Regions from separate parts of the Homo sapiens genome. Here region 2 is linked to region 1. A link is a loop called in an ENCODE intact Hi-C map of the cell type or tissue named here. Cell type or tissue: adrenal gland. All regions are shown on one strand.

What was found. Peaks named below come from ENCODE experiments on the same cell type or tissue, not always from the same donor. Only the 100,000 strongest peaks of a DNase experiment are listed, where the experiment ranks them.
Region 2: it touches region 1 in a loop (3-fold over the local background); 77 of 110 quality-filtered maps call a loop at or near these places.

The regions. Positions count from the first base shown.
Region 1 is chr4:112,942,986-112,950,985 of GRCh38, forward strand. It overlaps a transcript of ANK2 not described here. Among named protein-coding and RNA genes, the nearest start is that of ANK2-AS1, 98 kb to the right of the region's middle. In adrenal gland, no CTCF peak of the experiment used is centred here; a DNase peak (open chromatin) is centred at 3,147.
Region 2 is chr4:112,621,634-112,629,633 of GRCh38, forward strand. It overlaps ZGRF1 (zinc finger GRF-type containing 1), which reads right to left. Exons shown (of 28, transcript NM_018392.5): 4 at 2,184-2,243. Among named protein-coding and RNA genes, the nearest start is that of ZGRF1, 11 kb to the right of the region's middle. In adrenal gland, no CTCF peak of the experiment used is centred here; no DNase peak of the experiment used is centred here.

The sequences.
Region 1 (8,000 bases):
TAAACTTGGTAACCATCAATCGCTTGCTTCTTCTCTGAATATGAAAGCTGTGGTGAACAAGGTCTTGCTTCCACTCTCACTCCATTTTTGCAGCCCTTAATCTTTCTTTTTCTTTCTCCAGACTTTTGTGAACAGGGGCGTGGCAGAGTCTAAATATGGTAATGAACCTCTCACTCTGAAAACAGATTTAAGCAATGAGATGGGGCTTCAACAGTTAGCTAATTCTTCTTATCCTACATCATAGATGCTAATGTCTCAAATGTAAAACTTGAAAGGCAAGTGTATTCTCTGTGAGAACTCTCTTGTAATAAACTGTAAGTTCTTTTGCTTCTTTCTTTCCTCCTTTCTACCCTCCCTCCCTGCCTCTCTCCATCCCTTCTTTCTACTGCTTGCAAATATGGGCAGTGTCAATAAACAATTTACTCTGAAGATTGAACAATTGCTGAAAAAAATTAGAGTGGTTGGAGAATCAGATTCCTGTTACTGATCTCTTTGCTGTTAATTTTCTCTGTGGCTGTTGTGTGATAGCGGAGGAAGCCTTGACTGTAAGTCATAAGGTCTGGATTTCAGTCCTAAACTCAATTTCTGTATGGTTCTGTCTCCTTACCTTTAAAACAGTCGCATTAGAAATCTAAGGATCTGTTTAGCTCTAACGCTTCTAATTTTATTATATATTTTACTACAGATGTGTGTGTGAGTGTGTATACAAGATGACAATGTCAAGATTAACAGTGTTTCACAAAAATAATAGTAAAATCGAGCCTACATTGTTTTTCTTCTTTCCCCTTTACCTTGTTTTGCTGTAAACATTTGGGGGAGAGGGTAAGGGTAGTGGGAAGAGATTACTTTGAGAGAATATAATTTAGTTTATCTTCTGGCACTCTTGTTAATAATTTTTAATTAAGAAAGCAGAGTTGGTATTCAGTAACAAGCTTTATGGATGCAAACTTAATTTGTATGACAGATGTAATTTAGATGACCTCAGACTAAACAAAATGGAGATGGTTTTTGGTGGTCCTTAATTACAGAAGCCTGAGGTCTATTTTGCAGAATTTTTCAGTCCATTGAACTAATATTTATATCCAGCAAGGACTAAAAAACACATGTATAAAGGTTATCCACATAGCAATCAGGCATTAAATCCTTTCCCCTTACTGGACAAGCCTTTCACTTATTGTTCCAGGAGGGCCTGGCATGCATCCATTTATTATGGCTTTTTCCTAAGTCATAAATGATATATTGTATTAGCTGCTTTGTACCATTCTCTTGTCTATTTGTTCACTATGATCTTATCCACAGACTATGGTACATGTATTTTCATTTCCAGTTAATAAGCAGAGGAAGTGAATTTTGCAGTTGACAGAACTGCCTAACACAATATTTTCTTTAACTTGGGTAAATTAAACTATCCATTAATTAGGAATTTTTAAAAATGTAAACAGCTTACTTCTTTGTGATCAGGATAATAGGAAGTTACTATTAATAATGAATACATGTAATCATTGCTACAGTACATAAAAGATATCCGTAACTCCAAGAGTTTAGGAGCTTATTAACCCTAATTTTGTCTTTTATGTCCATATTCTCCTCTGTCCCACCCCCCTTCCCCATTGGGACCTCTAAATGGGTGGATATCTAGGGTTTGATGAGCAGGCTAGTTGTATGCACATGATAATTGGTATGTGATTCCAGGGTTAAAGTTTAGCATAGAAAAAAAATGAAAAGATTAGCTTGTTTGCAATGAAGAGAGCTGAGGCAGATAACAGAATAAATACATGACTTGTAGAGAATGTAAGAGGGAATGTGAGAGGGAGCTAATCAGTGGACTGACCTTACCTTTAAGGAAAATTATCTAATTCAGGTAGCTCTCCCTCTGAGAGTTGATTATCTTTTAGGAAAAAGTACCTTTCTGAAAAAGGCAGTGTCATATTGACAGTTGACTTTCTTAGACCAAGAGTGTGATAGGCAAGAATTTATATGAGTTATTACAAAATATTTAAGCAACTGTGTATCAGTTAGAATGGGCTACGTTGTGCTGTAGTAACAAATAGCCCCTAACCTTAGTTGCTTACAATCACAAAGGTGTATCTTTTCCTCATACCACATGTATCTTGGGTTGGCAGGGGCTCTGCTCCACATTGTCCTCATTTGAGGCAGAGCTTCCACCATCTGGAATAATGCTGCCTGGCCTGGCAGTAGGAATAAACATGACAAAATATGTTCTGAGTGTGAAAGAGTTCTCCCTAGAAGTGATGCATGTTACTTTGGCTCACATTTCATTGGCCAAAGCAAGTGTAGGAAAGGGCTGTCCCATCTTGTGCCCAGAAGGAGGAGAACCAGAAATACTGGTGAATTGCACCTCTCAAAACCAAAAAGAGTAAATAATATTTCTGACTACCATTTAGTATCAAGATTTTAAAAGTAATAATTAGGTGAGGAAAAATAGACATAGTGCCTCATTACAAAAATTATTTAATAAATCGCAGGGTCAGAGCTACCTTTTCTGATTGGTAACCACAAGCAGTCATTCTAAGAAGCGGACTTGGGAATGCATCTGTACACATCAGTTGGAGGAACCTTGACAAAACCGAAAAGAGTCTATTAATTCCACATAATCCCTGCAAAAAAGGCTTATTTCCTTTGTCACTGGGTAAAATAATTCAACACGAGTACATTGACAGACACAGGACACCACCCCTGCCAAGAATTCAGTTCAACAGACTCCAGTTTGAAAAATATAACCATATAGTCTTTATCATGAGTGATGGTTGTCTTATAATGCCCATTTTACACATGAGGAGCCGAAGCTTTAAGACATTATGTCACCTTTCCCAAGTTACACAGCTCAGAAGTGACAGAGCCTTGCCTAGAACCCATGTTCCTCTGACATCAAAGTGCATGCTCTCATCCATATACTCTGCTACCTTGCAACAAGACTGGCACAGAGAAATACCTGAACCCGGGGTGGTTCAGGAAACAGTGACTGGGAGAGAGTTAGTGTAGCTGAGTCAGCTGGACCCAGGAGAGGAGGCAATGATCTTGTCACTCTGCAAGTAATCATGCTCATAATCTTAGTAGAACAAAGAAGTTGTTTTTAAATTAGTGATTTTCTGGGCTCAGGTTCCAGAAACTCAGTTGCCTTTCCTGAACTTTGAGAGGGGTTTGTTGCCTTTCCTCGGCTTTGAGAGGGGCTTGTTGAGCGGGAGACAGGAATATCCCAGAACACAAACACCAGAGCCTTTCGTGGAAAGGAGCCCATGTCAACAGAGTCTGCATCCCCATGCCTGCCTGTGGTGGGGTGGAGGATGGGGTCGGCTTTCAGGAGCTGGAGCACTGGGGAGTGAGCAAGCTGTGATGCTGTTAGCCTGCCGCCTGTCCTAAGTGCAGCCCAAGTCAGAGCAGAGGTGCAGATGGCCAGGGCTTGTGAGGATTCTTGTAAATTGAAGACTGTCTATAATTTGATTAAGGCGCAGACAGCTAACGGATCTTTAAAGGAGTGTTTAAATCAAATCACCAAACAAGGAAGGTGGAATCTGGGGAGAATTAGAAGGCAAACGTGGTGGTGTTCTCATCAATCAGATGCAGCTGTCCATGCACTATTTCTAACTTACAAATAAATTAAGTTTATACAGGAAACTGGGAGCATATCAGATCAGCTAATTTTGGAATTCATAAGTGTAAAAATCTAATTTTGCTTAAAATTAACTACTAAACAGTGACAGGTACAATGCCAAGTTCTTAGGCAGTTGTTTTGAATCCATATACAACCTTATGAGGTAGGTATGATAATTCTATTTTAGAGGTAAGCTGACTGAAACCTGAAGAGATTATGTAATTTCCCCAAAGTTATAAAGCTAGAAAGTAGTAATGTTCTTCAAACATGTGCTTTCTTTTAAAATGCACTTCCTTAGGTGATTGTGCTCAGTGGATCAATTATTCTTTTAAGTTGAAGAATAACAGCTTTTCTTAAGATCCCTACTCAACCCATATTTTCTAGACAACCTTTGCCAGTTAACTCTGGTATGAAGCTGATGCAGAAACAACAAATCAGTATGATTTTCTCTTGCATGATTCATTCTTGTGAATGGGTATTGCATGCTTGTTGGGTCCATATTTTCTTCACATAATATTTTATTCTCTTTGGGGGTAGGAACCATAACTAAACAGTTATTTAACCCCCATTATTCTTAATGTTATGCCCTTCAATGAATAGCTGATTTTATGAAGCGTAGTTACTTTATGATTAGGCTTTTTATGTCGCTCATTAAGAGATGACTTATGACCAAAATTTTAATGGAAATCTTTGCTTTGGGATCCTGCTATCACCTAAGGTGCTTACAATTTGTTCTGAGTTATGCTACAAAATGACTACAATTATTTACCTATATTTCCATAAGCTTAAAGTTTGGAAAAGCGAAGCATGCAGGCATCTGGACCAAAGCTGCAGAGAGAAGATGACTGAAATTTGCACAAATGAAACTTACAAGTGTATTGTTTTCAGACCATTAGAAGGTATATATTTAATATAGATATATATAATAGAGTTTAGAACATTAATATATAAAATGAAAATAAGTGGGTGCAGTTTCTAGTAACTACCCAGAGAGCTAGGGGGAAGCAGCAGAAAGCATGCAGGGCAAAGACTGTTCCTTAGGCTTGAGTTCACAGCCAGGTGTTTCACTAATAGCTGTGTTACCTTCAGCAATTTATATAATCACTTTGAAACTTACTTAAAAATATTTACTACATGTTGTATGTCATTTGTAACTGCAGTGTTCTTCTTTGGATGAAATGTGTGTTAAACATCTAGACCTAAGCATGCATGCAGTGAACAATGATTACTATTATTACTACTGAAGCCCAACACAGGCTGTTTTGATGTCAGTGAATACAGTGCAGATGTCATCTTTTCCGTATTTCTGGAGAACAGATTTTGGCAAATAGGAGAACCTTAAGATATTCATTAACCTATGACAAGATTTAAAATATTTCGTTCTACTTAGTGCTCTGAGCACTCTTCCCTCCTTGACCCCTGCCATTTTGTAATATGCGCTTCCTAATGTATACATGCAAACCCACAATTATCACTTTCTTCATTTTTCTGTTCAAATTAGAAATCAGAGTAGGGAAAGATGGGAGATGGACAAAAGTGTTTGTAGGTTGTGGGTAATTTCTCGCAGAGGATCAGGTCTGTGCCATCTGTCATGGATACCTGGGCATTAGCAGTCTGTAAGGCTGCTTGAGGGGCTGGCAGCTGCCTTGCCTATTTACAAAAAAAACAGCACTTTGGAGAAGCCATATGTATATATATGATTCCAAGTTATATCTTGAACATGTCTGCTTTCTACATATCATTCATTTGTGAGAGTTGATATAACATTTTAACTGTTTGGATTAAAGTTGAACATGTTTTTTTTTTATGTTTGGATAATGAAAAGTAACAGAAATTGGTAATTAAAGCTGGGTGGGCCCTGATGAAGGAAGAGACAGACAGATCAATGAGCCAGAACAGAATCCGGAAGGAAATTCAATTACATCATAAATGAGTAACTGCCCTGATTCAATGAAGGGGTTGCACACAGAAAACTTTTTATTTTCCCTCAACATTTCATTCAAACAAGCTCTGCCATCTCTTTTTCCTGGCCCTGGCTATCATCTCAAGTCATCTTATAGCTTTTAAATCCCTGTTTTTGGTAATCAAATGGTCTCATTTTCAGATATTAAAAAGTCTAGGCCATATATATCAAAACGTTATTGTTATATGCAGTTTAATGGCTTTGTCTCCTTTCAGCTCAGGTCTGACCTATGATTGCCTCTGCCCCATATTCTCCTTGTTTTTAGATGTTTAGACTTTCTATGGTTGAGGGAATGAGGCTAGTGAGTAGAGAGATAGAGGCAAAGGCATTTTCACCTATTGCTTTTGGTGCTTTCCTGGCTATCAAATGTCCTCTTCATCTCAGGCCTTCAGATGCTGCCTCTTCTCTGATGCCACTGGAGTTCTTTGAAGATCTCCCCTGGGATTTCTCCTATTAACTTTCAGAGTCCCCCTCACCCCTGAGCTTTTACCCTAGGAGGTACAGCTCCAGCCATTTACTGTTGGGGTCCTTTTGCACCAGCAGGCAGCAGTGTTCTTGGGCTGTGCCTGTCAAGTGAAGATGACATAAGCCTAGATATCTGCTTGAATTGTTTCGCTGATTTCATCTTGAAAGAAGGGGCTGGTATCTCTCCAGGTAAGTAAAACTTGCAAACATCTCCAAAGTGGTTCACTTGGTCCCTTCTTTTCCTGCATGGCTTCACTTAGGAAAAACACCAATAAAGCATTCTCTTCCTAAAATTTTCTGTAAATAAACTGTCCTCTTAAGGAGTCTATAAGCTTTTCTAATATGGGATAGGTGTTTAGAATATGTTCAGTAGCTGGGTTTTGTAATCTTTTAATTGCTGTGGAGATGATGGATCTATTGATTATTTTTGGAACTAATGTGGATGCTACTGACTTGTTAACTCAGTTTGGGGCCTCAGCTTAAATTCTGAGCCAACACAAAAGAGTTTAATTCCACATTCTTTTTCAAATGTAATCAAACATGTTGGGGAAATATCTCTGTAAATGACATTGGAATATCTTGCTAACCATTTAGAACAAAAATAATTGATCTCTATTTGGGTACCACACACAAAAATAAATCTGAGATGGATTAAAGATTAAAATGACAAAACTGCTAGTAAAACAAGATATTGTCATCTTGGTCTGGAATAAGCCTTTCTAAATTTGATGCCAAAGGTAAGAAACAAACAGGAAAAAGAATGCCCAATTAGCATTCGTAACAATTAAAAAGTTTCACATGGCATGCACACAACACAAAAGACAAATTTTATAGTGGAGAAATAATTTGCAAAAAGGGTTACTATTCTCAATATATAATGAGATATCATTAAGAAAAATATAAATATGAGAAAAATGAAGGAATTTAGAAGTAGGCAACTCAAAAGAGAAGAAATGCAGTTGATCAATAAACATAATTAGATGTTCAGTCTTGCAAATAATTCACTTTTTTGGTCTGCTTGGAATGCTTTCCCCTTTTCTTCACAATTTTTGTAAACCTGATTCCTTTTCACAAGGGTCTTCAGTCTAATGTCCCTCATCTCTGTAACTCCATGCTTCACTTCTTACCTGCCTCTCTCTATTTGAATATAAGCTTTTTGAGGTCAGATACCTAATCTATGCCTTTTTTCCCCCAGTGCCTATTTAGTGCTTGGCCATAGTAGACTCTCAAATGTTTGTTGAGTAAATGTGTAAATAAATGAAGGAACTGATAGAACGTAAATGGAAACAATTACATACAGTATTTTCCTATTGTATTAAGAAAGGTTAAAAAGTAAGGCTGGGTGCGGTGGCTCACGCCCGTAATCCCAGCACTTTGGGAGGCTGAGGTGGGCGGATCATGAGGTCAGGAGATCGAGACCATCCTGGCTAACACAGTGAAACCCTGTCTCTACTAAAAATACAAAAAATTAGCCTGGCATGGTGGCATGCACCTGTAGCCCCAGCTACTCAGGAGGCTGAGGCAGGAGAATCACTTGAACCTGGGAGGTGGAGGTTGCAGTGAGCCGAGATCATGCCACTGCACTCCAGCCTGGGTGACAGAGCGAGACTCTGTCTCAAAAAGAAAAAAAAAAAAAAGAAAAAAAGAAAGGTTAAAAAATAAAAATACCTAGCATGAGTGAAATAACGTATTATCATTCTTGGAGGTAAAAATTAGCACAGTATTTCGGTAGGAAAATTTGGCAAGTTGAATCAAATTTTAAAATGTGTGCCTCGGCCGGGCGCGGTGGCTCACGCCTGTAATCCCAGCACTTTGGGAGGCCGAAGCGGGCGGATCACGAGGTCAGGAGATCGAGACCATCCCGGCTAAAACGGTGAAACCCCGTCTCTACTAAAAATACAAAAAATTAGCCGGGCGTAGTGGCGGGCGCCTGTAGTCCCAGCTACTTGGGAGGCTGAG
Region 2 (8,000 bases), 320 kb before region 1:
CAAGAGCAAAACTCCATCTCAAAAAAAAAAAAAAATTATCAGCTGAATTTGAAAATATACAAACTCTATATCAGATTAATATTTTACTAATGAAATGATTTTTTTTTCTTTGAGATGGAGTTTCGCTCTTGTTGCCCAGTCTGGAGTGCAACAGCGCAATCTCGGCTCACCGAACCTCCGCCTCCCAGGTTCAAGCGATTCTCCTACCTCAGCCTCCCAAGCAGCTGGGATTGCAGGCATGCACCACCACGTCCAGCTAATTTTTTGTATGTTTAGTAGAGAAGAGGTTTCTCCATGTTGGTCAGGCTGGTCTTGAACTCCTGACCTCAGGTGATCCGCCTGCCTCGGCCTCCCAAAGTGCTGGGATTACAGGCGTGAGCCACCGCGCCTGGCCTGAAATGATTTTTAAGATGAAATAATAGTAGTTACCACCAATCAGACCATATACTAAGATACTGATTCTCCTAGACCCTTTTAAAAATATATAAAAGTAACATAACCACTACTGATGTCATGTAAAATTTCAAAATGAATATTATGGCCAAAAATCAACATCGTCATCATCATAGTATGCATTTTAACACATTTAGAATCACTGTACTAGACTATGTGCGGTGGCTCATGCCTGTAATCCCAGCACTTTAGGAGGCCAAGGCACGTGGATCACTTGAGGTCAGGAGTTCAAGACCAGCCTGGCCAACATGGTGAAACCCCATCTCTACTAAAAATACAAAAAATTAGCTGGGCATGGTGGCGCACGCCTGTAATCTCAGCTACTTGGGAGGCTGAGGAAGGAGAATTGCTTGAACCCAGGAGGCAGAGGCTGCAGTGAGCCAAGATTATGCCACCATACTCCAGCCTGGGCAACAGAGGGAGACTCCATCTCGAAAAAAAAAAAAAAAAAAAAGACTCACTGTACTAACTAAAACTGCTAGGCACTTTACAGAAATTATTTCTAACCTTCAGACCGACCCTGTAAAATCTGTCTGTGATCTACATTTTACATCAGAGAAGTTAGACATAGAGAGTTTAGGTGGGCCAGGAAGTATTTAGAACTGGGAAATGAACCCAGAATGACCAACTTTAATATCCTAACTCTTCACTAAAATATGCCTTTAGTTCTCTTTCCATGCTTTTTCCTCTTTGAGAGGAAAAACACAAACTATGTATTTGACAGAATATTTATGTATTTATTTTTAACCTTTAAGTTCAGGAGTACATGTGCAGGTTTGTTATATAGGTAAACCCGTGTCATGGCGGTTTATTATACAGATTATTTCATCACCCAAGTATTAAGTCTAGTACCCATTATTTTTCCTGATCCTCTTCCTCCTCCTACCCTCTCTCCGTTTCTCAGTAGGCTTCAATGTCTGTTGTTCCCGTTTGTCCATGCATTCTCATCATTTAGCTCCCACTTACATGTAAGAACATGTAATATTTGGTTCCCACTTACATGTGAGAACATGTAATATTTGGTTTTCTATGTCCCTGCATTAGTTTGCTAAGGATAATGACCTCCAGCTCCATCCATATTCCTGCAAAAGAACATGATCTCATTCTTTTTTATGGCTGTATAATATTTCATGGTGTATTTCTATCTCATTTTCTTTATCCAGTCTATCACTGATAGGCATTTAGGCTGATTCCATGTCTTTGCTATTGTGAATAGTGCTACAATGAACATACACATACATGTGTCTTTATGGTAGAACAACTTATATTCCTTTGGGTATATACCCAGTTATAGTACTCCTGGGTTGAATGGTAGTTCTCTTTTTGGTGAGAGAATATTATACTTAAATGAGAATATGTCACAAAAAATTTCCCACAGTAGACCTCTGCCTATGAAAAAATCATGTAGTAGAATTAGACTCTAGAATCACCTCCTAGGATCAAATTTCAGCCTTCCTACCACTGTTACTCTATGAACATAAGCAAGTTACTTAACCTTTCTGCACTGCACTCCTAATCTATAAAAATCAGGTTTTTTTTAGATCATAAAAAATCAGTTGTAGAGATTAAAGGAAACAATATCTAAAAGGTTTTAGCACAAAGTCTAGCTATAATGTTCAACAAATACTATTAGTATTAATATTATGACTACACTAACAATATTCATAAAGGAGGTATTTAAAGAGATTTTTAAATAATAACTTAAAAATAAGATAAACACACTAAAATACCTCAAGGCATTTAAGAAACAGACTCTCCAAACATGCTCCTTTGTCATCATATAAAATTGCCTGTATGAAAACAAAATAAATGTTAAAAAGGAACAACACAATTATGCTTTTCTTAAACTTCTTCAAGAGGAAATAAGTAATTGTTATATAAGTAATCATATAATGAAAGGATTACATTTGTTGAACTTGGATTTGAAAATTCATCTATTTTGAATGTTTATTATGCATCAGTCTGTTTAAGAGAGTAAAGGCATACATAAAAGAAATTCGGGCAACCCGCTCGGGTCCCCTTCCACGCTGTGGAAGCTTTGTTCTTTCGCTCTTCGCAATAAATCTTGCTACTGCTCAAAAAAAAAAAAAAAAGGAATTCAAGAACTTAATTCCTACCAGGAGGATATTAGAATGAAACTGGGAAGAGGCTGGGCATGGTGGTTCATGCCTGTAATCCCAGCATTTTCGGAGGCCAAAGCAGGTGGATCACTTGAGGTCTAGACCAGCCTGGCCAACATGGCAAAACCCCATCTCTACTAAAAATACAGGCTGAGGCAGGAGAATTGCTTGAACCCAGGTGACAGGGTTGCAGTGAGCTGAGATCACGCCACTGCATTCCAGCCTAGGCAACAGAGTGAGACTCCATCTCAATTAAAAAAAAAAAAATTGGGAAGAAATTATAATTGAAACACATTAAAGGGGACAAACAGGAGACAAGATCATTTTAAGAGATTATTGCAATGGGATGGTATACAGGATGAAGGAGATGATTAGCACTTAAGATATTGACATTTGGGAGGATAAGATAATTATTTATGAGGTATAATGAATAAAACTTGTTAAATGTGAGGGGTAAGGGGGGAAAAAGGATGCTAAGGTGATTACCATTTTCTAGCTTTTCCCTTATGTCTGTAGCCCTTTTTCATAGCAATTTTTCCACTAGCCCTTTTAATATTGGTGTTTCCATCACTTTGGAAAACAGTTTGGCAATTCCTTGAAAGATTAAAGTTCCCACATGACCCAGCAATTCCACTCCTAGGTATATACCCAACAGAAATAAAAACATATATCTATACAAAAACTTGCACATTAATGCTCATAGCAGCATTATTCATAATAGCCAAAAAGTTGAAGTAACCCAAAGGTATATCAACTGTATTATGAATGGATAAATAAAACATGACGTATTGGGCTTGGTACACGGCTCATGGTGTTAAACCCAGATACTCCAGGTACTCTGCAGGCTGAGATGCAAGGATTATCTGAGACCAGAGGTTCAAGATCAATCCAGGGAACGAAGCAAGACTCTATCTCTAAAAAATTTTTTTTATTAGCCAGACATGGTGGTGCAAGCCTAAGTAGTCCCAACTACTTCGGAAGCTAAGGCGGAAGGATTGTTTGAGCCTAAGGGTTTGAGGCTACAGTGAACTATGATTGCACCACTGCAATCCAGCCTGGGTGACAGAGCAAGACCCTGTCTATTTAAAAAAAGAAAATCGCCAGGCGCGGTGGCTCAAGCCTGTAATCCCAGCACTTTGGGAGGCCGAGGCGGCGGATCACGAGGTCAGGAGATCGAGACCATCCTGCTAACACGGTGAAACCCCATCTCTACTAAAAATACAAAAAAATTAGCCGGGCGCGGTGGCAGGCGCCTGTAGTCCCAGCTATTCGGGAGGCTGAGGCAGGAGAATGGCGTGAAACCCGGGAGGCGGAGCTTGCAGTAAGCCGAGATCGCGCCACTGCACTCCAGCCTGGGCGACAGAGCGAGATTCCGTCTCAAAAAAAAAAAAAAAAGAAAAGAAAATCATGCCAGGCGTGGTGGCTCACGTCTGTAATCCCAGCACTTTGGGAGGCTGAGGCGGGCAGATCACCTGAGGTCAGGAGTTCGAGACCAGCCTGACCAACACGGAGAAACCCCGTCTCTACTAAAATACAAAATTAGCCAGCCTTGGTGGCACATGCCTGTAATCCCAGCTACTCAGGAGGCTGAGGCAGGAGAATCGCTTGAACTGGGGAGGTGGATGTTTTGGTGAGCTGAGAACACGCCATTGCACTCCAGCCTGGGCAACAAGAACGAAACTCCGTCTCAAAAAAAAAAAAAAGTTATATGGCAATAAAAAATAAAATATATATGAAGATACATGCTTCAACATGGAAGAACCCTGAAAATATTATGCTAAATAAGACTTATTCACAAAAGACTACTTATTATATAATTTCATTGATGCAAAAATGTCCAGAATAGGTAAATCTAGAGACAGTAAGTAGATTTGTGTTTGCATAGGGCTGGGGGCTGGGTACTGAGTAGTAATTGCCAATGAGTATGAGATTTCTTTTGGTGGTGACAAAAATATGCCAAATTTAAATTGTGCTAATGGCTGCAAAACTGTGAAAATACTAAAAATCACTGAACGGGTGAATCGAAAAGTGTGTGAAGTGTGAATTATATCTCAATAAAGCTGTTAAAAAAATGGTATTCTTGTCCCTCTTTTAATTTGATACACCCTCCCTGAGCACTATCATCCATATAAATCAGATCATGTTATGCTCCTGCTCAAATCATTCCCATGTCTCTACAGCTCCTAAGAATAACAAAAGTTCTTTCCATAGCCAGTGAGGCTTATATAATCCCCTTTATCTCCATTCTCGCCCTTGCTCACTCTGTTCCAACCACACTAATGTCCTTGTTATTGCCTTTCACTAGACATACATATGCATTTAATTTAGTGGTCTGTCTCCTCCACGTTATTTCCATGAAGTCAGGGATTTATTTGTTTTGTTCCCTGCTGTATTTCTTAGAACAGTGTGCAACTCACTCGGATGCCCAAAAAATATTTGTTGAACAAATGAATCCACTCCAATAGTTTCAAATACCATCTAAAAGCCAAGGACTTCCAATCTATACTAGTAGTCAGGAACTCCTTCCAGAGATCTGGGTCTCTACAGCTAATTACGTGAGTGCTTCTGTGATACTTCAAATTTATTTATTTATTTATTTATTTATTTTTCTTTTTTTGAGACTGAGTCTTGCTCTATTGCTCAAGCTACAGTGCAGTGGCATGATCTCAGATCACTGCAACCTCCACCTCCCAGATTCAAGCGATTCTTGGGCCTCAATCTCTTGAGTAGCTGGAATTACAAGCACCCGCCACCATGCCTGGCTCATTTTTATATTTTTAGTAGAGACGGGGTTTCACCACGTTAACCAGGCTGGCCTGGTCTCAAACTCCTGACCTCAAGTGATCTGCCCATCTTGGCCTCCCAAAGTACTAGGATTACAGGCATGAGCCACCGCGCCCAGCCTCAAATTTATTATGTTCAAAATGGAACTAAAAATCTTGATTGTTCCCATTCACTTATTTTTCTTTTTGAAATACTTCATTTTGGGAAATAAATACACAAACCTAAAAGTCATTCTGGATCCTCTTCTCACCTTCTATATCCAAGATCTAAGAGGCTATGCTTTCATAATTTCTCTATAATCATTCTTTTTCTCCATTGCCATTGCAAATGCCTGCTTGGTCAGACCTCCATTAATTTTTGTCTAGATTATTCTACAGCCTCTACTATAAGTCTCTGAAATCCAATCTGACTTTCATCCTACACAACTTTTACACTGCTGCCAAACCAATCTTTCTAAAATACAAATATAGCCGGGCACGGTGGCTCATGTCTGTAATCCCAGCACTTTAAGAGGCCGAGGCGGGTGGATCATCTGAGGTCGAGAGTTTGAGACCAACCTGGCCAACATGGTGAAACCCGTCTCTACCAAAAATACAAAAATTAGCCAAGTGTGGTGGCACATGCTTGTAATCCCAGCTACTCAGGAGGCTGAGGCCCAAGAATCACTTGTGCCCAGGAGGCAGAGGCTGTAGTGAGCCGAGATCGTGCCACTGCACTCCAGCCTGGGTGACAGTGGAAGACTTCTACTCAAAAAAATAGAATAAAATAAAATACAAATATGATATGTCACTCTTCTTCTCATAATTCTTCATTAGCTCCTGGGGCTGAGCATACAAAATTCTTCATGATATTGTTCCTGTCTACCACTTTAGCTTTATACTGCATCATTTCCCAATATGGGGCCTTCATTTCAGCTATATTTAAATGCTTATAGTTCCCCACATTTCGTATCATTTCATACATTCATGTTGTTGGGACTAGGATACAATCTTCAGCTCCCTTCCCCCTAACTTAGCAATTTTGTTTACAAAACAGAACAAAAAATATATATATATGCTTCATCTGGAAAGACTTCTCTGAACCAGAGACAGATCTAAATGTCTCTACCTTGTAATCTCATAGAATCCTAAACAAACATATTATGATCCTTATGCCCTTAGTCAAAAATTAGATAAAAGTCCCTTGAAGACAAGAATTCTAATAACAAACTACCATTCATTGCGTGCTCAGGATGTGGCAGGTACTTCGTTAAGGTCTTTACGTGTTACTTATTTTAATCCTTAAGACAACTTTATGAAGCATCATTTTCCCCATTTTACAAAGAAAGAACAGAGGCACTGAGATTACTCCCCCAAAATTATACATCTAATAAGAGAAGAGCCAGAATTGAAACTGAGGTCTACTTGACATTTGATGCTAACTGCTCTTCTACTCTGCATCCACCTATTTGACTTTTCCCACTGTCTACCAGTAATATGTTGGTTGGTTGATGACTTATTCAGTGGAAGATGAATAACTTTGACAGAATTTAGATAGAGAAAAGGCATAACTAGCAAGAGAAGAATATAAGCAATAGCCTGCATTTAAGATTGAGGGCGTTATTTAGGAAACAGTGAGATAATTAACTTGCCTGGAACATAGAAACTTTCAGGGACTAACTTGAATCTATCTTGTTTTCCTATAACCTACTTGTGTGAGATATATAATGGGCACTCAACAAATGTATGCTATAGTTGAAGATAAAGTTGGATAATAGCACTAGCATGACCATAATAATTTGGAACCAGAAGACAACACAAAGGATATGCAGAATCCAATCAGATGGCTTTTAAATATCTACAAGATTTTAAAGACACTGGATCTAAAGAAAAAGGCAGAATATAAAAGAAAAAGTTATATAGAATAGCATCAGACACTGAATGAATTAGTTTATGTATTTAAAAAAAATATGGATATGCAAAGACCTGAATATTCATCTATTTAAATTAGAAGAATTAATCACATGACTTGAACATAGCGATATTAACTATGAGACCACCACCTTTAAAGAGCATAGACTTGGAGATCCTGTTGTTACTACAATTAAACACAAGGCTCGACATGTCCCTTGGTGATGGTGTTCAAGTTATCCTGATTATCTATAGCCCTGGGTCTCAAATTTCAATCCAAAATCTTATTAGCAGCCTCAGTTCATTGATATGATAACTCCAGTTTACTTGGGTAACAAGTTTTTTACTCAACGTGAAAGTACCCTGTAACTCCTGAAACATTTAGAACTGGATATAGAGATAATGAAGTAATTCGAAACAAAAATATCAATACTTTTGAATTATGATCATGAACAGATTTTAGTTATTGGCCAATCTGACATTAGGTAATCCGATATTTAAAATATTTGAGCCAGGCGCGGTGGCTTATGCCTGTAATCCCAATACTTTGGGAGGCCAAGGCAGGCAGACGGCTTGAGCTCAGGAGTTTGAGACCAGCCTGGCCAACATGGTGAAACCCTGTCTCTACAAAAAATGTAAAAATTGCCAGGTGAGGTGGTGTGTGCCTGTGGTTCCAGCTACTTGGGATGCTGAGGTGGGAGGATCACTTGAGCCTAGGAGGTGGAGGTTGCAGAGAGCAGAGATTGCACCGCTG